Linked DNA regions of Homo sapiens: regions 2 and 3 are each linked to region 1. A link is a loop called in an ENCODE intact Hi-C map of the cell type or tissue named here. Cell type or tissue: heart left ventricle. All regions are shown on one strand.

Evidence for each region. A loop is a pair of places that touch in the nucleus more often than their neighbours do. Peaks named below come from ENCODE experiments on the same cell type or tissue, not always from the same donor. Only the 100,000 strongest peaks of a DNase experiment are listed, where the experiment ranks them.
Region 2: a loop joins it to region 1, with 3 times the contacts of the local background. A loop is called at or near these places in 32 of 110 quality-filtered maps.
Region 3: a loop joins it to region 1, with 1.9 times the contacts of the local background. A loop is called at or near these places in 3 of 110 quality-filtered maps.

What each region holds. Positions count from the first base shown.
Region 1 is chr12:52,078,963-52,086,962 of GRCh38, forward strand. SMIM41 (small integral membrane protein 41) reads left to right here and starts at 742. Exons shown (of 3, transcript NM_001369216.1): 1 at 742-1,219; 2 at 4,932-5,006. The coding sequence starts at 818. The coding sequence ends at 1,099. It also overlaps the pseudogene OR7E47P. In heart left ventricle, a CTCF peak has its summit at 4,637 (motif pointing left); DNase peaks (open chromatin) are centred at 843, 3,149, 4,209, 4,609 and 1 weaker place; H3K4me3 peaks cover 2,485 bases; H3K27ac peaks cover 3,367 bases.
Region 2 is chr12:52,000,200-52,008,199 of GRCh38, forward strand. TAMALIN (trafficking regulator and scaffold protein tamalin) reads left to right here and starts at 6,747. Exons shown (of 8, transcript NM_181711.4): 1 at 6,747-7,066. The coding sequence starts at 6,821. It overlaps TAMALIN-AS1 (TAMALIN antisense RNA 1), which reads right to left and starts at 7,456. Exons shown (of 1, transcript NR_146770.1): 1 at 6,051-7,456. RefSeq lists enhancers at 5,431-6,117, 5,803-5,862, 7,490-8,000 and a silencer at 6,568-6,717. In heart left ventricle, a CTCF peak has its summit at 4,040 (motif pointing right); DNase peaks (open chromatin) are centred at 4,015, 5,752, 6,672, 7,592 and 1 weaker place; H3K4me3 peaks cover 1,810 bases; H3K27ac peaks cover 1,248 bases; H3K27me3 peaks cover 1,397 bases.
Region 3 is chr12:51,891,760-51,899,759 of GRCh38, forward strand. It overlaps the pseudogene LOC102724178. Among named protein-coding and RNA genes, the nearest start is that of ANKRD33, 7.7 kb to the left of the region's middle. In heart left ventricle, CTCF peaks have their summits at 280 and 3,365 (motif pointing right); DNase peaks (open chromatin) are centred at 3,382, 3,802 and 5,662; H3K27ac peaks cover 1,710 bases.

The DNA of each region.
Region 1 (8,000 bases):
TTATGGCATTGCGATTTTCTGAAGTGGGGGACTAATTTATCCAGGGTCAGGACTGCAGTCCTGGTGGATCAAATCTGTGCTCTCCCATTGGTCTGTAAATGTGACTCTCCTTGGCCTATGGGGCCTGAGAAAAGGAGTGGGGGTGGGCCTTAAATTCCCCATGCTCTGCTCTGCTCTGCTGTACCTGAATGTCTCCCTGCTGTGGAGTGTGGAGGAGGCATTGGCCTGCTTGTCCAGCCCTAGGAGGCTTCTGAAGGGGATGATGGACGAGGAAGGGTGGGACTCACTCACCCTTATGGCTGCCCGTGTGCCTCCTGGCTCAGCAGCCACCTGGGCCACCTAGCAGCATAGAACTTTGGTCTAGGGATAAAAAGCCCAAGAATGGGGACAATCACCTTTGTCTTGTGTCCTGCTCAGAGGGGCAGCACCCCAGCCTGCAGCTGGGATGGGGTCTGAGGATCTTCTCAGGGCTCTGCCCAGGTGTACCTCTTGGCCCACTTTGCGAAGGGGAGGGACTCTTGGGGACAGGGCTCCTGGTTTTGGCTGACTGGACTTGCATGGGGGTGCCTGTGGGCCTTGGGGATGAGAAGAAATACAGCAGGCCCGGAGTCCGGGCCTATGGAGAAAGGGCCGTAGCCACAACGGCTGGAGCTCTTTGTCTAGGAAGTGCCCGAGCGCTCTGCGCAAGGGGTAGGGGCGTAGGGCGCCTGGGGTCCGCCCCTTGGTTCCCTCCCCGACGCAGCCGCCGGCCCGCCCGCCAGTCTGGGCTCCTGCACATCTGGCGATCCCGCCACATCTGGGCAGCCGGCGCTGGAGCATGAACGGCTCTCAGGCGGGCGCCGCGGCTCAGGCCGCCTGGCTGAGCTCCTGCTGTAACCAGTCGGCGTCGCCGCCGGAGCCCCCCGAGGGGCCGCGCGCGGTGCAGGCGGTGGTGCTCGGCGTGCTGTCCCTGCTGGTGCTTTGCGGGGTCCTGTTCCTGGGCGGCGGCCTCCTCCTCCGCGCCCAGGGCCTGACAGCGCTGCTGACCCGCGAGCAGCGCGCGTCCCGCGAGCCCGAGCCGGGCAGTGCCAGCGGAGAGGACGGCGACGACGACTCCTAGGCGCCCGGCTGCGCTCGGTGGTCGCGGCCTCCAGGCAGCCCCTGACTCCGAGCGGTCCGGAGCATGCCCGACGGCTGCTGCGGTCCCGACCCCTTACCCGAAGCGGCGCGCCCCACACAGGTGAGAGGGAGGGTAGCAGGAGTGTGGGCGCGGGGGTTCGGGGGGCTACAGTAGCTTCCTTACTGAGGAGGCTTCTTGGGGCGCGGCAAGGCACCTGTCTTTGGAGAATGAGTCGCTCTTCAGCGACTCAGGTTCCCAGCTCTGTAAGTCCACGGCCGGTGGGGCTGCAGCCCACCCAGGTGTGCGGGATCAGGAGGAGGCCGCCCCGCCCCGGATTGTGTCTCCTGCAGCTCTGGCCCCCTCCTCCCATCTTAAGTGTTCCAGCCTTATGTTCTTTTTCTACGAACAGAGGCTGCTGTGTAACTGTGGGGTGGTTGTGGAGGCAGGAGGATGACAGAGGAGAGAGTCTGGAGGCCACAGTGTGCTTTGGGGGCTTCTTCCCTAGCCCCCACCCTCACCTCCATGGTCTGCATCTGCCCCAGCCCCTATAGGTCCTAGGCCCAACTCTGCGGGCCCCAGCACTGCCCACTCCACGGGGCTGAGGAGACAGGCAGGCGGCTCCAGCCTTTGGCCTCAGCTTCCTGAAGGCTTTTCCCTGGGAGGGTGCTTGAGGGAGATTCCTTGCCTGGCCTCCCTCTTGAGACAGGGAGGGGAGTGTGGTCATGTTTGAGGGCAGATCCAGGGGCCTGGGTGGCCCTGGGGAATGGGGAGGTGTGTGGAAGGCCCTTCCCTGGACCCTGCTCAGGTCGTGGGGAGGGGGTGGTGAAGGGTGGGGGAGTAGATGTAGCCCAGAGCAAGGAGCTTTGTGTGGTGTGTGTTGGGGGGTGTGGATGGCAGGGTTCCCCGCAGCTGGGGGGCCTCGGGAGCGCTGCTCCGGGAAGTGGGGCTGAGGATTTCCAGCTGTGGGGGCTCTGTCTGGGTGTCTCCCTCTGTCTCTCCAAGGACAGGAGCCATCTGGAGGGAAGGGCCTGGATGGCCTGAGGACAAGGTAACTACAGGCGAAAGCCACCTGGGACAGAGCCACAGGGGCTGGAGAGGCCTTCTCTGTTCCTTCCCTCTGTTCAGCTTTGTACCTAGGAGCCCTGGGGGTTTCTGTGGGTGGGAGTGTTTGTCAGGGGTGACTTTGGCCTCTCTTGCCCCCCCTCCCCCGATTCTGGAGCCCCTCCCCTGCTTATCTGGGGTAGGGCAGGGTCCCAGTTTCCATCCGAGAAAGGAGTCAGGCTGAGTGCCTGTGAGGGGCAGCGGGAGGGTGTGGGCAGGTGCAGCTAAGCAGCTGCGAAGCTAACGACAACGTGTGATCCCTGCCCAGCAGCCCAGGATTTGGCACTAATCCTGGGCAGCGGCACCACACTGGCCTTGCTGAGCCAGGGACTTCTCACCTCAGGGCCCCCTCAGCTCCCCCCACTCCACCCCCTAGGAGGGAGGGTTGTCCAGGGCCCTGAGGCGTGTGTGTAGTGTGTCTGTTACTGCACCTGGCACAGGCAGGGGGCTGGGCCCAGGGGACATTCCCCCCTCCCTTTGCTGGGGGAGAGGGTGGGAACTTCCTCTCTTGATTGTACCCGGTTTCACCCAGCTGCCTTGCCTGTCACCCTCTGGCCCCATACTCTCCTCTCCTTTCCCAGCTGGGAGAGAGGGTCTCCAGATCACTGGGAACCCCTTTCTTTTACACGCGGGAGAACAGTAAGTGACATGCTCACATGAATGACAGAGCTGGAAGCAGACCCTGGGCCCTGATTCCAAGTTCAGGCCCCCTTCTGGCACTTGGGGGCCCCTCTCACTCTGTCCTCTTCCCTTCCCTGCTTTCTCATCACTCTTTGAGATGCTGGTGCAAAACGCGGCCTCTCTTCATACATTTGCGAATCAGGGATGGACCCCCAAACCCCTGTGCCACTGCCCCCTTCCCATCCTGCTTCCCCGGGGCCCTGCCTACCTTCTTGCTGTGGGGAGCAGTCTTCCAGATGCCGGCAGCAGCTCCTCAGCCAGCTGGGCTCAGCTTTCCTGGCCTGAACCTGAGGGGGGATGGGCTTAGAGGGTCAGCTGGAATAAACATCCGTGGAAAAAAATCCAAGCGGTCAGAGCCGAGGGATCAGGGCCGAAGGCTGATGACCTTCCGTTTGGCCTTTGGGCTCAAGTTCCTGTGGTGTGAGGGTGTAGAGTGATTTGGTGCCGGGAAGGGCTGTGCCCCCAGCATCATCGTGTCTGCTCACACCCAGGACAGGGCTGGGGCGGGGGTGTAGAGGTGGGGGCAAAGGCTTTCTTCATCCAACTTCCTCCCGTTGCTGTTCCTGAGTCCAGTGCTTGGAGGGCAGGGCGTGGGGTGTGCCAGGGACCTCAGTGTTCCTGTGGGAAGGGACTGAGATGTTTGCTGTGGAATTCTGACCCTGGTCAAGGCTGTCAGGCTGAGTGGGCAGGAAAGAATGTGGAAAATTGGGAAGTGGGTGCTGCTGTTACCCCATCAGGCTCCAGCTGGGAGTGAGATGTGGGGGATGGGTGCAGGTCTGAGTGCCAGGGAGAGAAGCCAGGCACCCGAACTCCTAGCCAGCTCACTTAGCCTGCACCGTCCATAGGGGAAGGGCTGGGGCGGCTGATGGGTTCAGATCTTGCCCTAACCTTCCTCCAGCCCCTGAGATTTTCCCTAAGCTGGGAAAGCCTGTGAGAGGTTTATGGAGTCCATTCCTCAGTCTCCACATAGTGCAGCTCCCTCTGCAGCAAAGACGGGGGTGGCTCTCTCTACAGATTCCTGAGCCCCACATCGTCTGCCAGCAAGAGAGCCTGCTCTCCTGCTGCCACTCTGGGGATCCCCTGCCACCTTCAGCCCATTCTTGCTGCAGATGACAGACTGGGAGATACCTGGCTTGTGGTGAGACCTCAACCTGGGATCCTTGCACCCAGCTGCTGCCTCTGAACTGCTCCACTGGACCTCTGGAAGTGCTCGGTGTGGGCCTGGACCTGGGAGACCTGCACTCCCAGCCCGCTTGAGGCCTGCTGCATGTCCTGGGCACTGAAGTGGCCACACATCCTGGATGCCTGGTGCAGCAGGTGCTGGCTGTGCCCCCTGCCTTCTGGCCTCTGAGGACATGAGTGCAGCGCCTGTACTGTCTGGTGTGAGGCAGCAACGGTCTGACAGTGACCGGCCCCTGCTGCAAGTCAGTGCCTCTCATTTGCAGGCCTGCAGCACCCCCTCAATCCAGGAATGCTGCATCGCTTTCTGTGGCCTGTTATTAAATATGCTGGTGATGCAAGCTTCAGGTCTATGATCTGTCTCCAGCCTTTGACTCTAGGAATTAGTGGTTTGTTCCCCGACTCCCCTCCAGTTTTACCTATTTCTAGCAGATATAGCAACCCCAGCCCCTGTCCCCTGGCCTCTCCTCAGTGGTGGCTTTTCCCCTTGCACCTTCAGATCCACATCTTCCGAGGGTGGGTGTGAAGTGGGGGCAGAAAGCCACCCTCACGCCAGCACTCGGCTGCCCCCCTGTGGCCAGTGTGGGCAAGAGCACCGCTTCATTCAACCAGTCACTGTTGGGGTCTGTCTCATCAGAGTCCAGCCTGAGCCTCGGCTTTGAGATGGGAGTGGGTATCGTGAGCATGTGCATGGAATTCTAGATTGCAAAACTTTCCTAAACCTCAGTCTCTTAGTTTATAAAATGTAGGTGACAATATCATAGGTTTGTCATTGATCAAATAGGTAACATGCTTATTTATTGAAAAAAGTCTTTCTGCATAGTAATCATCCTGTGGCATCATTATTTTCCCTGAACCTGACCATTCCTAGAGAGGAGAAGAAGAGAAGAGGAGAGGAGAGAAGAGAAGAAGAGAGGAGAGAAGAGAAGAGGAGAGGAGAGAAGAGGTATAGAACCAGCCCTCTATTCCTGGGAACACTCATTTTATTCTCTTTTCCATGAGTATTTACTGAGTGACCGCTCTGTGCCAGGCATACTCTGGGACGTGGGGATGAGGAGATAAACAAGACAGGGCTGGGTGCAGTGGCTCATGCCTGTAATGCCAGCACTTTGGGAGGCCGAGGCAGGTGGATCACGAGGTCAGGAGTTTGAGACCAGCCTGGCCAACATGGTGAAACCCCGTCTCTACTAAAAATACAAAAATTAGCTGGATGTGGCGGTGCATGCCTATAATGGGGAGAATTGCTTGAATCCAGGAGGCAGAGGTTGCAGTGAGCCGCGATCGTGCCACTACACTCCAGCCTGGGTGACAAAGCAAGACTCCATCTCAAAACAACAACAACATCAACCACAAAAAAAAAAACAAACAAAAAAAAACAAACAAAAACCACAAAAAAACAAGACAGAACCCCTGCCCCTGAAGAGCTCACATTCTAGTAAACAGTGGTGCTCACAAAACTGAAGTTAAAGTAGACAATGAAAAGAGCCCAGAGTGAAAGAGCCGAGAGCAGAGAATGAGAGCTCTGCTGGGATTAGCAAAGCACAACTCACAGAGGAAGTGGCATCACCACTGGGCATTTACCTGGCAAGAAGAGGGCAAGAGCATTTCAGGCAGAGATTTGGAGGTGTGAAGCAGCGAGCTTCGGAAGCAGGGGGGCTGGGGCAGGGCGGATGAGGGAGGTGTGACCAGGGTGGTGGGTAGGGCCAGACTGGGCAGGAGTTGGAGCTTACCCCAGGAGCAGTGAGGTGTCTGGAAGGTTTCATACGGGAAGTGACATGTTAAGATCTGGATCTTAAAGAACTTGGGGGTAAGTCTGTGGTGGGGATAGCAGGCTGGAAGTAGAGAGGAGGCAAGGAGGCTGTTGTCAAAACCCAACAAAAATGATAGTCGCCTGGACCAGGGGTAAGAAGAGGGCCAGGGCTGAGACACCAGCTTTGGTCACTGGTTGGATGTGAGGGATGAGGGAGAGGGAGGAGGGGAGGACGATGTTCTGGTTTCCAGCCTGAATACTGTGTGTGCGGTGGTGCCACCCACTGAGAGGATGTGTTATCAGTTAGAACTTTTTTGGTCTGAATTTATAGAAAACCCAAACTATATTTGGCTCAGGCAGAAGGGAGCGTATTGTCCCATGTAACTGAAAAGTCTAAGGGTGGTTCTGGCCACAGGCCCAGCATGATTCAGGGCTCCATGGTGGGAGCAGGCCTCAGTTTCCCCTCCTCTCGTAGCTCTGCTTGCCTGTGTCGGCTTCTGGCAGTAGAGCCTGGTGGTTGAGAGCAAGGACTCTGGAATCACATGGTCTGGATTTGAATTCTGGCACCGTAGTTATTAGCTGCATGGCCTGACAAGGCCCTGAACCTCTCTGTGGCTCAATTCCCTCCTCTTTAGGGTGGGGAAAAATAGGGCCTAGCTCGTGCCATGTTTTGTTAGGATGAAGTGAGATCCACACATTTAGGGTGCTTGGCACATACCTCATGCCAAGAAAATGCACTGTGAGTGTTGATGGTGTGCGTTCCCGGCCTCCATGTGAGGCAGGACATTGGCTTTAAGCCTCTCAGGTTCAAAGCTATCAGGAAAGAGGGAGGTCTTCTCACATGTCACTTGGGCCAAACCCTGGGGTTTGCTGCTATTGGGCCTGTTTGACTCTGTGCTAACCCTGAAACAGTACTACGCTGAGAGTATGGAATGTTCTAGATTTTGGTAACATGCTGTACTTGGGTTGGGGTAGAGGTGGAAGGAACACCACAGACCACAGGGTCCAAAGCAGAGGGCTGTCTGTGCACCAAATCTGGGCCTGTTCAGTCTTGGGGTGAACAGATGCTGGGTGGCCATGAGATAACTCATGTCCGCTGCTGATGGGGCCATGGGCAGACAGGCGGCTGATGAGCTCAGCTGTGGCTCCTTGAGTTGGAGGCAAGCTGTCAGGTGGACAATGAGTATATAGGACTGGAGTTCAGGAGAGAGAGTTCTGAGCCCTGATGCTGCTGGAGGTGGAAAGTAAAGCTGCAGGAATGCATCAGAATGAGGCGAGAAGGCAGGGGATGCAGGACGCAGCCCTGTTGGACCACCACTTAAAGGCAGGAGCAGACAAGGAGTGCTCAGGGATGGGGGAGGGAGCCCGAGGAGTGGGCTCTCTTGGCAGTTGAGGAAGAGAGGATTTCAGAAACTGAGGGGTTGGCCAGGGGCCTCCATACCCTGAGCAGTTCTGGGGTGCTGAGAGGGGACCTGCAGCCTGGGACCTTGGAAGGAAGAAGTGGGGAAGCCTTCTGCCCATCTGAGCTGCAACCACCACTACCCCTCAGGCTCCAAGAAAAGCTCCACACAGAGGAAGATGGTGATGTGGTTGCCTCTGGTTCTGCGAGCCCACTGCAGGGTGAAGAACAGACTTATTAGAATATACTCTTTCATGCTGTATGAATGCTATCCCAGGCACATGTCTCACCTAGGCATAATAAGACAATAAAAAAATAAAACAAACACGCAAAAAGGATCCTCATCCTGCTCCACAGCTGCCAGGCTGCCCTTCCCAGCCGCAGCTGACTTCCACGAGGCTTCTGTGAGTCCTGCCAAGAGGCCGAGGCTGCAGCCGCACGCCCACGCCCACGGCTCCTCTGGGTGTCCACCTGCCCTGGCTCAGAGCTGCAGCCTCTCTGGAATCCCTCCTTGAGAGGCTGTGCTTTATGGCCATGCCTTCTACTCTTTCAACCTGCTCACTCTGACATTGTCACTCTGGTCCCTTGACCTCTTTTACCTCTGCTTCCTCCCGGACCCTCAGCCTATTCCGGCTGCCCCACTTCCAGTGTAGATTGCTTGGCTCATTACCTCAGTCACTGTCTTGCCCATGTCCTAACTTCACTCCATCCACAGAACCATCCCAGTGAAACCTCATGCCTGGATGACTTCAACTCTCTGTCCTTTGAACTTTTACCCAGGCTGCTGGGTG
Region 2 (8,000 bases), 79 kb before region 1:
ACTAAAAATACAAAAATTAGGTGTGGTGGCGCACACCTGTAATCCCAGTTACTCAGGAGGCTGAGGCATGAGAATCACTTGAACCCGGGAGGTAGAGGTTGCAGGTTGCAGGTTGCAGTGAGCCAAGATTTCATCACTGCACTCCAGCCTGGGCAACACAGGAAGAATCTGTCTTAAAAAAAAAAGAAAAAGAAAAGAAAGCTAAACAATCCATGGTCCCTGCCCTTCAAGGAGTTTATAATCTAGACAGATAGGATTTGTACAGGCAACAATAGGGCAGATTTGGGCAAATCCCATTACAGAGCAGTATGCAAAGTACCATGGGACCACAGATGAGGTGTCCGGGGAAGAAGTGACATATCCCTGCCCTACAGCGGCTCCCTACCTGGTGGAATGGGTGAGTAAAAAGATAGGATGGAAGGAGATCAGTACTCCCATAGGGATAGAATACTGTGGGAACATAAGAGAGACAGGAGGTTGGGGGCAAGAGAGGGACATCAATTTCGGCCTGCTGACTGAGGAGAGGAGGGGGTTTTAGTCAAAAAGAATTGCCATTCAAGAACCACAGATATTCAGTATGGCGGGGGTGTGATGAGGGAGCCTGCTAGAGCTGTTCCCGTGCTGAGTTCTGAAAGGTCAGGAATTCATCCTGGGGCCAGAAATGGCCAATAGGTAACACCGGTGCCATCACTTACCCTGTGACAGCTACCTCAGACTGTACTAATCTATCAGTAATTTGTCCTCTTGAGTTGGTCTCCACATTTTTCTCAACAGCGTGCTTACTGTCCTGTAAGTTAAAACACATTTGTCATTGTGGATGTAGGGAATAGGCCGTTGGAGGGTGTCTTGGTCTGCTCTGGCTGCTGCTGCTAAGTACCTTAGATTGATGGCTGGACACGGTGGCTCATGCCTGTAATCCCAGCACTTTGGGAGGCCGAGGTGGGCGGATCACTTGAGGTCAGGAGTTTGAGACTAGTCTGGCCAACATGGCGAAACCCCATTGCTGCTAAAAGTACAAAAATTAGCCAGGCATGGTGGTGCACACCTGTAATCCCAGTTACTCAGGAGGCTGAGGCAGGAGAATTGCTTGAACCCAGGAGGTGGAGGTTGCAGTGAGCCAAGATCATGCCAGTGCACTCCAGCCTGGGTGACAGAGTGAGACACAATCTCAAAAAAAAAAAAAAAAAAAAAAAAAAAAGTTAAAAAGTTCCTTGGATTGGGTGATATGGATTGAGTAATTTATAAACAATATAAATGTAATGCTCACAGTTCTCGAGGCTGGGAAGTCCCAGATCGAGGGATCAACAGGTTCAGTGTCTGGTGAGGGCCTGTTCTCCTAGATGGCGCTTTCTGTGTCTTCACATGGTGCAAGGGGGAAACAGGCTCCCTCAAGCCTCTTTTATAAGGGCATTAATTCCATCCATGAGGGCAGAGCCCTCGTGACCTAATCACTCCCTAAAGATCCCATGTCTCAATACTATCACATTGGGTATTAGGTTCCAACATAGGAATTTTGGAGGGACACCATCATTCAGACCATGGTAGAGCGTTTTAAGCAAGGGAGTGATGTGATCCTGCTTGTGTTTTGGGAAAATCACAGTGCTGACTTTAGAAAGGAATTGTACTGGTGGCAGAGTAAGAAAAGCTGGGAAGGGGCGGGGCGCGGTGGCTCATGCCTGTAATCCCAGCACTTTGGGAGGCCGAGACGGGTGGATCACGAGGTCAGGAGATCGAGACCATCCTGGCTAACACAGTGAAACCTCACCTCTACTAAAAATACAAAAAATTTTGCCAGACGTGATGGCACACGCCTATAATCCCAGCTACTTGGGAGGCTGAGGCAGGAGAATCGCTTGAACCTGGGAGGCGGAGCTTGCAGTGAACCAAGATCACGCCACTGCACTCCAGCCTGGGCGACAGAGTGAGACTCCGTCTCAAAAAAAAAAAAAAAAAAAAAAGAAAGACATGCTGGGAAGGGCCGGGTGTGGTGGCTCATGCCTATAATCCCAGCACTGTCAGAGGCAGAGGCGGGCGGATCACCCAAGGTCAAGAGTTCGAGACCAGCCTGACCAACATGGTGAACCCTCGTCTCAACTAAAAATACAAAATTAGCCGGGCGTGGTGGCACGTGCCTGTAATCCTGGCTACGTGGGAGGCCGAGGCAGGAGAATCGCTTGAACCCAGGAGGCGGAGGTTGCAGTGAGCCAAGATTGCGCCATTACACTCCAGCCTGGGCAACAAGAGCGAAACTCCGTCTCAAAAAAAAAAAAAAAAAGGGAAGAAGCTGGGAAGAACAGCAGGAGAAACAGTGGGTAGAATACTCAGGTTTGGGGCATAATCAGATGTGAATGGTGAGGGAAAGAGGAAAGCTGACTTCAGTTTGGAGTAAAAGAGAGAATCTTAGCCTGGCAGTTCCGCATATGTGTTTGGGGGTTAGGGGGTTGGTGCACGACACTGTCCCCTAGGAGGGAACCAGGGATGAAAGAGCAAGTGTGTTTGCCAAGCGGAAAGAGATGTGGGCAGTCTAGGGCCCTAAGAACTGCCATTTTCTCTCTTCACTATATGCACCTGTTCTGAAATGAGGCCGGGTAAGATAACACATACCCTGTGTCTTAGGAGTTGTGTGCAGATGCTGTAGGAAACCTGGAGACTTAACCTTCCTTTCTTCTGCCACTCTAACCCGTTCATGCCAGAGATGCCCTGCCATTTTCATCCAAGAGGCCAGATGGTCCCTGGCCTTTGAACAGGACTAGACCCAGAGACCACCAACATTCAATGCAAATAAACTGCAACATCTACCTTGATCCTACTCCAAGACCCCCTGGGATCAGATCTTTGGACTGTGCCAGATCAACCATACTGCTAGATTCTCTCTCTAGGTCCCCGAACATGCACAGACACTGTCCCATGGAAATGGTCGCGCAGTAGGAGCCACGAAGAAAAACAGCCACTCCCCGCCCAGTCAGCTGCCCACCAGCTGTCCACCGCCCACAAGAGGTGATGTCATGCAACTGGGGGCCCAGCCCCTCATTCCTGACAGACCAGAGAGCCAGGGCCCCAGGCCCTCTTCCCCCCCACCTCCCCAGCTTAGGAGCAGTGACAGTACCCAGTGAGGAACTCCCAGTAAACTATTCATCTCTGCCAGTTCCGGGCCCCACTGATGGACAAGGCCCATGTTAGAGCTCTGAGACTTAGGTCAGACTCCAGAGGGGCCAGCACTAGCCCCTAGTGCTCTGACTTCATCATGGTACCCTAGAGCTTAAGCTGCTCAGTGGAAGACTCAGCTCTCCCAATTTCCTCCATGGGGGGCTGCTGACTGTTACATAGCCAGGCGAGGGGTTGCCCTGAAGAGAAGGGGTGTTACCTAGGCCTTGTCCTTTAGCTGGGCCCCCACTGTCTAATCCCCCACCCCAGGCCAGCCACGAGTGTCAGGAGCCAGGGCAGGCAGAGCAGAGGGAGGGAAACCTGAGAGCTCATTCTGAGAGAGGCTGGCTTGGGAAGAAGGTACAGATTGAGTACAGATGTCTGAGGAGCCAGAGCGGTGGAGGTTTTGTGGGGAGGCTTCCTGGAGGGAGGAGGAGGGGGACGTATCCTGGTATGAAGCTGCAGGTGGTGTGCAGAATGCTTCCCCCACCGCCCAAGCTTTAAAGGGCTGCAGAGGATAGGATGAGAACAGATGCTAGCCAAGAGACTCAAGCTTAGGAGAAAGCTGTGGAGAGTTGAAGGCAAAGCTTTAGAGGCCTCATATATACTGCCTGGCATGCGAAGGTTAGTGCACCAACAAAGCCCGCCAGCTGCCTGCCTTCTCCCTGCTGAATTTCACCTGCAGCAGAAGCAGCTTTGATGCAAAAAACTTCCTAACTGACAGCTGTGAGATTCCAGAATTCAGTGACCAAAGTGGAGCTTGGCATCCCAGTTGTGCCCTCTTGGGAGGAAGAGGAGCCGTGGGGGATCCTGAAACAGGGCTGGGATTCCAGGTGGAGTCTTCCAGCCTTTCCGCCTGGCTTGAAGATTTTCCCCCGAGACTCATGGCCACCAGAGGGCATAACCACTCCACAGTATGGCATCCTGGGCTCCAGGGGCCCCTCCTTGGAGAAACTGGGGAAATTGGGAGGAGGAAGCAGGCAGGGATCTCTGAGCTCTCAGGGAGCTACCAGCAGCTGAATTAAACAGTCTCTGGAGTCAAGAGACTTGGGTTCTAGTGGGTTCTAGTCCCTGTTATGATTCTGTCTTTCTCTCTCTGGCTTCAGTTGCTTCTGTTAAATGAGGGCTTGGACCATACGGTATCCTTTCCAGACCATAAGGCCATTTCTGGCTCTGAAATCCCAGGATTTAAGGAATCACACAAAGAACTTGATAAAAATTGCATTTCCTGGGCCCACCCTTACTCTGGGGTTCTCTAGGGCTTTCTGCCTAGCAAGAGGAGGAAACAAGGTGCGAATTTCAGTCCTCTGGTGGTGTTCACTCACTTGGAGGCCTGGAGGTGGACTGCCCTACATAAACTGGGGAAGTCTGCCTCCACGTCAGCTGAAGGATGACTGGCTCCACAGGCTGTTAGACACAGGGGCTGTGCCACACCTGTGGCATCCACTTCTCCAGGTTTCAGGCAAGGAGACATGTCCATTAGGTAACCCTCTGTGATAGCTGGGGTGGCTCCTTCACAGAGGAGGTTGTGCAAGATGCCCTTTTGCTGGGTCCCTTTGGGGATAAGCAATGGAATGAATGGAATATACATCATTGCCTCTCCGCTTTGCGTCTCCCCCTCCCACCCCCCACAGATGCTGTCTGTCAGGAGCAGGCAACAGACGGTCCTGGGGTCCATCTGTGCTAATGCTTCACAATAGAGTCCCATGTTTCCCCACTGACACCCCCTCGGCCCCTCAGCTGATGGCCACTTGGTGGTGCCAAGGCGGGAGGTGGGAGGAGGGAGAAGAAGGCACTAAGAGAGCTACCTCTTAGCTCCTGGCAGTCCTCAATCCACCCCGGCCCCCCACCCAACAAGCATCCTGCCATCTGGACTTGTGCAATCACTGAGGGGCGGAAAAGCACCCTCTTCCACCCACACCTCTTGTAGGGGATGGGGGCCTAGAGGACTGGGGGTGGGGAGGAGAACACAGAGTCAAGGAGACTAGAGAAGAAGACTGAGCCAGGCGCAAGAACTGAGACAGGCAGGAGGCAGAAAGTCTTTCCTGGCCTCGCAGGTGGACGTGGCCATTGCCCCTCTGTGCTCCTTATGCCACGTGTCTAACACAGCACATGTGCAAGGTACCACTCCCTACCAGGCCAAGAGCCTCTGTAACCCCAGTGCCCAGCCAGTACCTGGCACACAGCAGGGCTTAAATGTTGGACAACATCACAGAGTGGTTAGATTGCAGGCTCTGGAACCAGGCTGCCTGGCTTTGAATCTCAGCTCTGCCGCTGAGTGACTTAGGGCAAATTACTTATCTTCTCTGGGCCTCAGTTTCCTCATCTGTAAGGGAGGATAATGGTGCTTATTTCGTAGGGTTGTTATGAAGACCAAGTGAGTTAATGCATGTATGTAAAAGGACACACAGAACAAACAGTGTGCATAGCACATGCTAAGTGCTCAATAAATGTTAACTGTGAAGGCATAACAGATTTGGGAAGACTGGGGGAGGAGGGAGGGGACAGACAAGGGCACCGCATTGCCGCCTCTGCTTCTTGGCCGATGGGTGTTGGGACATGGAGTCCCCAGCCTGTGCTGCTGACGCCCTGTGGTGGCTAGCCGCTCTTTAGACACCAGACGCTGCCTTCCACTTCCTCCTCTCACTTCTTATTCGGGCACCACTGACGACAGAGACTTCGGCTGGGCCATTCCCGCCTCTCCTACCGCCTGGCAGCCATGGTAACAGCCTGGGGGATGGTCCCTAAGATGGGGTCAGAGAACGGCTGAGCATGGCCATCCCCCCAGCCCTGAACTCCCACTCAGCCTGGGCTCATCCCAACCTCCTGAGTCAAGTCCACAGTAAGCGTCTGTCTCCTGGGAAGGGGGATCTGACCCCGGCATCAGGAGCTGAGGAAAGGTGTTGCCAGCAGGGATCACTCAAGCCCCTTGGAGGGGACAGGCCAGAACTAAGCCTACTGCTTTCAGGGTTTCCACCTCTTCCCTTCTTCCTAGACGTGCGAACAGGGGGCAGCCTCTTTCAGCTCTTCTGGGGCAGCTGCGTCAAGGGAAAATCCTGGGCCCTCTCCCTCCCTGGGGGCTTCTGCGCAGTGAGTTCAGGGAGTCTCCTCCCTCCTCCATCGGGCCTCCACCCCTACTCCTGCGCAGCCCCGCTGCCGCTCTCCCTGCCCTGGAGTCTCCTGCAGCCCCTTGGATCTCCGTGACTCTCCCTACCTCCCCGACTCCCCAGGCTTCTTACAGTGACCTCTTACCGTGCCCCACTCCATGAATCGCCAGAGCTATTCGTCCCTAAATTTCAAACCTTGCGCAATGTCCCTTCACAGACCCCTCCAGGTATCACGCAGCCCCGAGCCCCGAGCCCCGCCCCGGGGGCCTCATCCCGCCCCTTCGCGTCCGCGGCTCGTTTTCCCCCACTGAGCGCCCAGCTCCCGCAGTTTCCCCGGCCGTCGAGCGCCGTGGGCGGGGCTCCAGGGCGGCGGCGCCTCGCGGGGAGGGTCCTCCGTGCTGGGGGCGAGGCCACCCGAGGCAGCTCCCCGCCCGCCCCCAACCCCGCCCCGCTCTCGGAGCCTATAAAGGGAGGCGACCCGCGGCCCGCCCGGCTGGCATCCCCCAGCCGCCGCCAGCCCCGCCGAGGGGAGCCAGCGCCGTCTCTGAGGGGCGTCCGGCGCCGGAGCCATGACCCTCCGCCGACTCAGGAAGCTGCAGCAGAAGGAGGAGGCGGCGGCCACCCCGGACCCCGCCGCCCGGACTCCCGACTCGGAAGTCGCGCCCGCCGCTCCGGTCCCGACCCCGGGACCCCCTGCCGCAGCCGCCACCCCTGGGCCCCCAGCGGACGAGCTGTACGCGGCGCTGGAGGACTATCACCCTGCCGAGCTGTACCGCGCGCTCGCCGTGTCCGGGGGCACCCTGCCCCGCCGAAAGGTGCGTCCCCCGCCCGCCTTCAGGATCTGCTCAGCCCCTCTCCGACTCCCTACAGGGCCTGCTGACTCCGCAGTGCCCTCTCCTCGGCGTCCGCGGAGTCCCCCACCTTCTTCCCCGGCCCGCTGGGTGCCTCGACTCCCCGCGTTCCCCGCTGCTGCGAAGGCCGTGGCCCTCGCCTGCACACCGCGCCCAGGCTCGGTGGCTCTTAACTCCGCGCCCCATGCACGCCCCCTCTCTCCCTCCTTGACTCCTCCCAGCACCCCCCTTCTCCTACCCGCTCCATCTGGCTTTCTGCCCCCCATGCCCCGCCTCCCCGTGGCCAGGTGTCCTGGGTCCCCAGGAGCCCCTCGCCCGAGGGACAGAGACAGCCCCAGGCAAGTTGAAGGTCCGAGAGCCCCCGGTGGGAGAAGCGGGCCGGTGGCTGCGCCGCGTGCGTTCTCACTCTGAGGAAGTGCGTGGGGAGCCGCTGACTCCGGATAGCACACCCTTCCGAGGGGACTCCCCGATTCCTGGGCTGGGGGCCTGCCGCCTGGCCCCACGTCTGACGTACGGGGCGCGAGGGCCACTGCTCCCTGGACTTCTGTCGGAACCGGACGCAGTGGGAGGGGTCGCAGGGCGCCCGCGGGGCAGGAAGGATGCGGGCCGCGCCCACCTCTGAGTCCCCTCTGCCAGCCTCTTCCTCTGGCCCCAGGAGACCTGAGGCTCAGAACCTACACAACACCAGGTTAAGAAGAGGGGCCTGGTGGCCTTTCCTCACCCAGCCGCCCTCCTTCGCCCCGGCCCCCAGCTAGCCCCCACACAATGAACAGCTTGTTGAGAATTTGCATTTTATGAAAATCATGTTGAAAGACAAAGGGGTCTCTCTGTGCTGCCCAGTCCTTCCTCCCTGGCCGTTTGGGAACTGTCCCCACCCCTGAGGCCAATCTGGTTCTGA
Region 3 (8,000 bases), 190 kb before region 1:
AATGAGTGAACCAGCAGGATAGATCAAAAAAAAAAAAAAGAAAAGAAAAGCCATTATTGACAATCAGTGAAAAAATGAATGCTAGAATAAGATTGCAAAGTTAGACACAAAAAAGTTAATTGACACCTGGCAATAAAGCCATAACCATTTTTATTTTTTTCTACTAGACCAAAATAATTTGCCACTTATCAATCTTTAACAGGTTAATCTGTCTTTTTAGAGAGCCTGGGTCCTTATCAATAGTAAATATTAATAGCATGTCAAACAAAGTTAACTTCCCCTAGATGACCCATAGGTGGGGTTATTAGCCAATGATCTAAAATATATTTGAAAGGGCACTAACTTTATTTTTTGGCCTTATTTACAAGTTTTGGATATTTTTCTCAAACTTTTGTTGTGTAAATATATTTGCTTGTATGTTTATAATAATGATAGCAACTACTTAGAAGGTGCTTACTATTTATAGTAACACATTTAACCCTTCCAGTAATCCTGAGGATTTTATCTTTGAGGATATGAGGCACAGAGAAGCTAAGGAATTGCCTAGGTCCCACAGCTAGACACTGGCAGGGCTCAAGATTGAGATCTAGCCATCCAGTGTGGCCTCCAGGCTTTAACGCTAACCCCCAATGCGGTACTGGAGCATCCCTGGGAAGAACACAGTAGTGTTCTCCAGAAAAGGACTGAACAGATTTATTCAGATTTCCTTAATTTTTTTTTCTTTTTCTTTTTCTTTTTTTTTTTTTTTTTTGAGACAGAGTCTCCCTCTGTTGCCCAGGCTGGAGTGCAGTGGTTTGATCTCGGCTCACTGCAACCTCCACCTTCTGGATTCAAGTGATTCTCCTGCCTCAGCCTCCCGTGTAGCTGGGATTACAGGCGTGCGCCACCATGCCCAGCTAATTTGTGTGTTTTCAGTAGAGACAGGGTTTCACTGTGTTGATCAGGCTGGCCTCAAACTCCTGACCTCAAGTGATCTGCCTGCCTTGACCTCCCAAAATGCTAGGATTACAGGGGTGAGCCACTGCACCCAGCCCTAATGTCCCTTTTCTATCCCAGGATTCTATCCAGGATCCCCTGTTACATTTCATCATCACATCCCCCAGAATCCTCTTGACTGTGACAGTTTCTCCGATTTCCCTTGTTCCTCATGATCTTGACAGTTTTGAGTCATATTGGTCATGTATTTTGTGCATGTCTCTCAATTGAGGTTTGTCTGATTTTTTTTGTTGTTGTTGGTGGTGTGTGTGTGTGTATTTTTGATAGAGACGCAGTTTTACCATGTTGCCCAGGCTAGTCTTGATCTCCTGAGCTCAAGTGATCCGCCTGCCTTGGCCTCTCAAAGTGCTGGGATTACAGGTGTGAGCCACCATGCCTGGCCTGTCTGATGTTTTTCTTATAATTAATGTAAGACTGGGTCTTTGGGTTTTCAGAAGGGAAAATTCCACAGAGGTAAAGTTTTTCTCACATCATGTCAAGGGAGGCATATAGTATGAACATGACTTATCACTTGATATAGACCTCAATCACCTGGCTCAGGTAGTTTGTCAGTTTTCTCCACTGTAAAGTTTCTCTTTCTTCCCCCTCTCTGCACTGTCATCTTTGGAAGGAAGTCTTATACAAGGTCCACACTAACAGAGTGGGGAGTTATACACCATCTCCTTGAGGGTAGAGTATCTAGATAAATTATTTGGAATTCCGCACAGGGCGTTTTGACTTTCTAATTATGTCTACCAAATTTTGAAACATTAAAAAATAAATCCACTCTTTGAATAGGGAAAATACACCCCCCCAAACACACACACACACTGAGAAGAAAATGACTAATAGGGTCAGATAATATATGATTTCTCCCAGAAGAGCTCTGAAGGCCACTATGGTGGACTGGAAGGGACTCAAGGGTAACTTGATCCTGAATAAGGCACTTAAATTTCTCTTGCCTCGGCTTTCACATCTGTTAAATGGAGAAAATGGGGGCTATTGGAAGGATCCACTAGCTAGTATGGGTGAAAGAGTTCCATAAACTGTAAAGTACTATCAAGAGGTGACGTATTAAGGAAGAGCCCCGGGGAAGTGAGTTGGATTAAACAGCTTCAGGGCCTCCAGGATGGAGCTAGATTTCTTTCCTCCCCACCCACTGCTGAAATCATGGCATAGGAAGCCAGCCTTGGCATTGGACATCATAGACAGAGAAAGAAGCTACATCGATAGTCGTGGATCAGCATCGTGGCAAAATGCCTCCCTGGGAGTTGGCCTGTGACCTTGGACAAGTTACTTACACTTTCTGAGCCTCACAGGTGTCACTTGCAGAATAGAGGTAAGAGTAACATGTTCACCATAGGGCTGTTATAAGAATTGAATGAGATGACGCAGCACTTGGCATCATACCTGGCTCTATCTATCTGTATCTATATCTATATATTTTGAGATATGGTCTTGTTCTGCTGCTCATGCTGGAGTGCAAGGTTGTGATCATAGCTCACTGCAGGCTTGAACTCCTGAACTCAAAGGATCCTCCCGCCTCAGCCTCCCAAGTAGCTGGGACTATAAGTGTGTGCCACCACACCTGGAAAACTTTTTAATTTTTTTGTGGAGATAAAGTCTCACTATGTTGCCAAGGCTGGTCTCAAACTCCTGGGCTCAAGCGATCCTCCTACCTCAGCCTCCCAAAGTGCTGGGATTATAGTTGTGAGCCACCACGCCTGGCCCATTTTCTTTTCTTTCTTTCTTTCTTTTCTTTTTTTTTTTGAGATGGAGTCTCATCTCTGTCACCCAGGCTAGAGTGCAGTGGCTTGATCTCAGCTCACTGCAACCTCCGCCTCCCAGGTAGCTGGGATTACAGGCATGCGCCATCACACCTGGCTAATTTTTGTATTTGTAGTAGAGATGGGGTTTCACCATGTTGGCCAGGCTGGTCTTGAACTCCTGACCTTAGGTGATCCACCCGCCTCAGCCTCCCAAAGTGCTGGGATTACAGGCATGAGCCACCGTGCCCGGCCTCTGTTTTCTTATTTAATCTGCACAGCCTTCCTATTTTGCAGTTGAGGAAATTGAGGCTATAAAGTTTAGGCAACTTGCCCAATGTCACCAATTGGTAAGTGGCAAAGCAGTGCTTGGAGCTCAAGTCTGTGAGATTCCAAAGCCTGCGCTCATTCCACTGTAGCACATGGCATCTGCTTGCAGCCAGGGAGGATTAAACTTTGAGCCTCTGATTCTTTGAGCCTCTCCCTCCACCTCCAACCTGCTCAGGGACGACTACTGTACCTTCAAGGCCAGGGAACTAGCCCTCTGTGGTTCCCTAGGCCCCTCTGTCCTGGCCGTGGTGGATCTGGTGGAACCCACATTAATGCCTGGGTTCCAGGTTGGAGCATGTTTTCCAGCAGAGGGAGCCTCTCTGCCTTGGAGAAGACCCACCCTTCCAATCCCTGGCCATCTCCAGGACAGCTAGAGTCCCCGGACTTCACTCTAGCAACTCCCCCTCCCATGCCAAGCCATTTCTCTCTAATCCTCTAATAGGTCCTGACAATAGCCTTCCCTCCCCCTCCCAGAACCCTTTCAGGCTGATCAGAGAGAGAGAAGCCTTGAGGCCTGGAGTTGCTGTGGCCTGTGCCTCCCAAAGTCAACCTCTCCTCTAATATCCCTGCCTCCCCCTCCCTCATCACAGCTCCTGAGGCTTCCGAACTCAGTCCCTGTCAGCAGAGGCCAAGAAATCCATAGTGAGGCCCCTGGCTGTGCAGAATGCAGGCACGGCAAAGCCTTTGGAGTCAGACAGACCTGGGTTTCAGTCCTGGCTCTGCCTCTCCCAACCTGAGTCACCTCATGTGTAACATCAAATGATGAGACCACAATTGCTGCCACCCAGGGCTGTCTGTAGCCCAAGCAGTGAGGGGTCTGAGAGGCATTGGGCACCGCCTGGCACATGGTCAGGGCATGGTGGGTCAACAGCAGCCTGGGATTGTACCTGAGCAGCAGTGAGTAAGGGAACAGCCCAGGGTGCAGCTACATGGAGGAGGCTGGCGGATGTGCCCTTGAGGCCCCATGGCCTCCCCTGTGATTCTAGGAAACTATTCTGGTGGCCCAGGAAATGAAAACACACATCTCTGCATCCCCCACCCTAGGCCCACTCCCAGCCCACCTCATCACCACAGTGCTGGCGGCTGGAGGAGCTGCTCCCGGAGTGTACACATGTACACCCTCCACCTGGAAGGCAGAGGGCTCCTATACCTGGGACTGCAGAGTTGGCTGTCCCGACACACACTGGGATGTCAGCCAGGCTTGTGTGGACTCCTGGGGAAGCCTACTCACTCCCGTGTGGGCAGGGACCATGTCTGTGTCCCTAGCCTCTGGCTCAGCATGGAACCCATCCCAGGCTCAAAACATGTGCATAGGGAAGAACCTTGTTCAGGCTCCTCTAAGGTCCTGGATGCTCAGGGGGTCCTTTATCATCTCCCTCCTTCTCTCAGGGGCCGCTCTTATCCATGGACTGGCAGTGGGCATTCCAGGGCATGCCCCAGGAAACCCCTTGCCAGGAAAAGGCAAGGGAGTACATATATGTAGGGAGGACAGAGGACAGATGGGGACTCACTGGTCTGTGTCCTCTTTTCTCCATACTGGGGAACCTGGACAGGATGCCCCCTCTCCAGCAGTCACACTTTCCAAGTGGTTGGGACCACACATGCGTCTTCTACCACATCAACCACCAGGCCAGCCACACCCTTACCCTGGCCCGTCTGGACCTTCCACCTATCAGATCTCAGCTGGTCACACCGAGAGAGACCTAATTGGCCACAGCTCACACAGAAGTTTACATCTGCTCTCCTCTCTCCTTTCCCACAGGGAGACCTTTTCATCCCTAAGGAAAATACCCAGATCTGAAGGAGAGGGCTTGAGGACAAGGTTTAGGCCCTCCTCAACACCCCAGCTCCTGCCAACTTCTACTCCAGATGGTTAGAGAGACACATGCAGACAAGCCATCAGCAACGGGCTTAGAGGCACAGACATCTACACAGGCCCATTGGCCCACAAACACCCAGTTGCACGTAACGAGGCTTCACATGCAGGCACACATATACACACTTGTTCACACAGGTGCACAAACACTCACTGACCAGGAAAAAATAAAAACAGGGCCCCCTTTTCCCTAGATTCCTGACCCATGCCCTGCTCTGCCCCCTCTGCCCCACAACACCGCATCCATTGCCCCAGCCATCCAGCTCCAAAAATTGCCTGTGTGACTGGTTGGAGTTTCATGGTCCATCTATCTGAGCAGGAATTGGGGTGCTAGGGGGGCCCAGGCCCTGCCTTTAAGTCCTCCCTTCAGAGCTTGGTGTCCTCCTTAACTGTGAAAGGCCATGATCCCTCCAAGGGAGAGGAGAGCAGTGAGCAGGTCTAAACCTCACTCCTTATTTGTTCCTGTTTACTCCAGACCCGCCTTGGATACCCCGACCCCTATTTCCTACATCCATGCCAGTGCCCTGCTTTTGGGGGACAAGGGGCAGAAGCCTGTGGATTTGGGGGTCCTGGAAATAAGCATTCACCTGAGGGCCCTCAGTCCCAGGCCTTCTGGTCCTGAGAAGGGCAGAGCCTGGGCACGGATGCTGGAGGGGTGGGAACGGGGCAGAATTTATGGCATTTCCCCTCCAGCTGGAAACAAAGGCAGATTCCTGTGTCCAGCATGAGCAATCCGGTCCCACCCACCAGAGTGGCTGGAGCTGAAGGAAATCCCGCTGGCTCTGACCTCTCCCAGACGTGCAGCCCCACTTCCAAACATTCTCTCTCAGCCGGGGCCATTACCTACTCTCAGATACTGGGGATCTTTTCTGGTCCACACTGGGGATGGTCACCTTAATGCCTCAAACTCTCTCCCCATGCAGTAAGGGTTCTCTCAACACCACCCAAGAGCCTGCCAGGCTCCCACCCCCTTGCCAGTCAACTCTGCCCTTCCTCATCCAAGCAAACTCAGACCTTGCTGTTCATTGGAATGGGGAAGTCTTGATGTCTCCAGGACCTCCTATGCCATCTGGAATGCTCAGCACAGCCGTCAGAGCATCTCCACCTTCAGGAGTTCCAGCTGAACACCCCCCATAACAAGATGGTTCATCTTAGATGATTGACATGTCTTCCCTCATTGCAGCTCAGGGAAGAGCAGGGTGCCGCTATCCTCAATCAGTACAGTCAAGAGATACTTTCTAATACCATAAATAGGAACTAGAGGTTGGGCTATATTACTTAAATTTATACAATAATAATATAATGATCAATAATTAGAGGGAGAGGAGGCCAAGGTGGGAGGATCACTTAAGCCCAGGAGTTCAAGACCAGCTGGGCAACATAGCAAGACCTCATCTCCACAGATAATTAAAAAATTAGCTGGGCATGGTGGTGCATGCCTGTAGTCCCAGCTACTTGGGAGGCTGAGGCGGGAGGATCACTTGAGCCAGGGAGTTTGAGGCTGCAGTGAGCCATGACCTCGCCACTGCACTCCATCCTGGGTGACAGAGTACAGAGTGAGACCCTGTCTCAAAAAAAAAAAAAAAAAATTAGAGAGAGACAACCTAAATGGCCTAAATCCTGAACCTTTTAAATCTAGAGATAGCAGTGTACACATATTACTGAGGGTTTGTTGAAGTAAATGTCAGAAAAACTAGTATTTGGAACTTTGAGACAAGGGTTGGCCCTAGCAATGCGGTCTGGGGATGGGTACGGTTGCTTCTCATTATAAACTCTTCTGCAAAGTTGTATTTATTTTACCCTGAACTTATTTGGGATTCTTTTAATTTTTTTTCAAAACAGCTGCCTCCTCCTTTGCAGCCTCTTCAGGGGCTATATTCATCTGTATCATAACCTCTCATGCAGCCAGTAGTAGAAAAGGCAATATGTATTATTCGTCTTTGAGCAGACAAGGAAATAGAGGCTCCTCCACTGTGTATGGCCAAGCCTCAGGTCTCCTGACTCCTGGTTCAGTGCCCTTCCTCCTATCCCACACCTCTGCCCCTCCTTCCACACAAACCAGTGTCCCTGTGGGTTTTACAGCCGGCTGGTTAAGGGCTTTTGCACATAGTTTGCTTAGTTTGAGAATGTGGTAGAGAAGGAATTATCAACCCTTTCCTACAGGAATGAAAACTGAGGCTCACACACAGGTTTTCCAACTCCAAGTCTGAGCTCTTTCCACTAACTCTCCTCTTCCTCAGTGCTGAGGCCAATTTGGAGGGTGACAGTTACAGCCTATGGGAAGCCTGCAGGGAGGGGCAATGCACAGCTCACTGCACTGCCAGGCAGGCAGCGCTAAAACAGCTTCTCCACAGAGACCAGGCTTCAGGCCCACCCACCTCCATGCCATCATGTGGACACCGTCCAACCTTAAGACTCTGCTGCCCTGACGTGGCATCCCTTCCTCAAGAGGTTCCATCCTGAGAAGAGTCATCCTGAGGGCGGGGGGTGGGCGGGGAGTGGACGAGACCATCTGGAGGAGATCTGGAAGAGCTGGAGAGGAAGAGGAAGATGACTTGGCGGCTCAAAGTCTGGGAATCTACCAGCCTCTTCCTGAGTCTCGGGGCAGAACTCTGGCTACCCCGCATCCTCCCCAAACCTAGGCACCAGCCAAACTGTCTTTTTTACCTGAGTTCTAGTGACCAGTTCTGGGACCGGGTAGTATTCCCGAATCTTAGAGCCAAAAGAGAGCATATAAGGCAGGCAAGGACCTTCAGGATTGTCTGGTCGAAACCTCTCAGTGTACAGAGGAGGAAACTGAGGCCCAGATAAATGATTCGGGCCTGGAACCCAGGCCCCACGTCCCACAGTTTATGCTCTTTCAGGACACCATCATGCTTTCTGCCCTGAGCTAAAGAAGACCTAGAGAAGTCATTTCTTCTCCCTTTTCCTCCAGGCAAAACCCAGACTCCATTTGCCCACAAAACTGGTCACTCTCCTATGTGTTGAAGAGATGGATAAATGGAATTTGCAGACATCTGTCCCACTTCTCCCCTAATGGAGACCCACAGTTC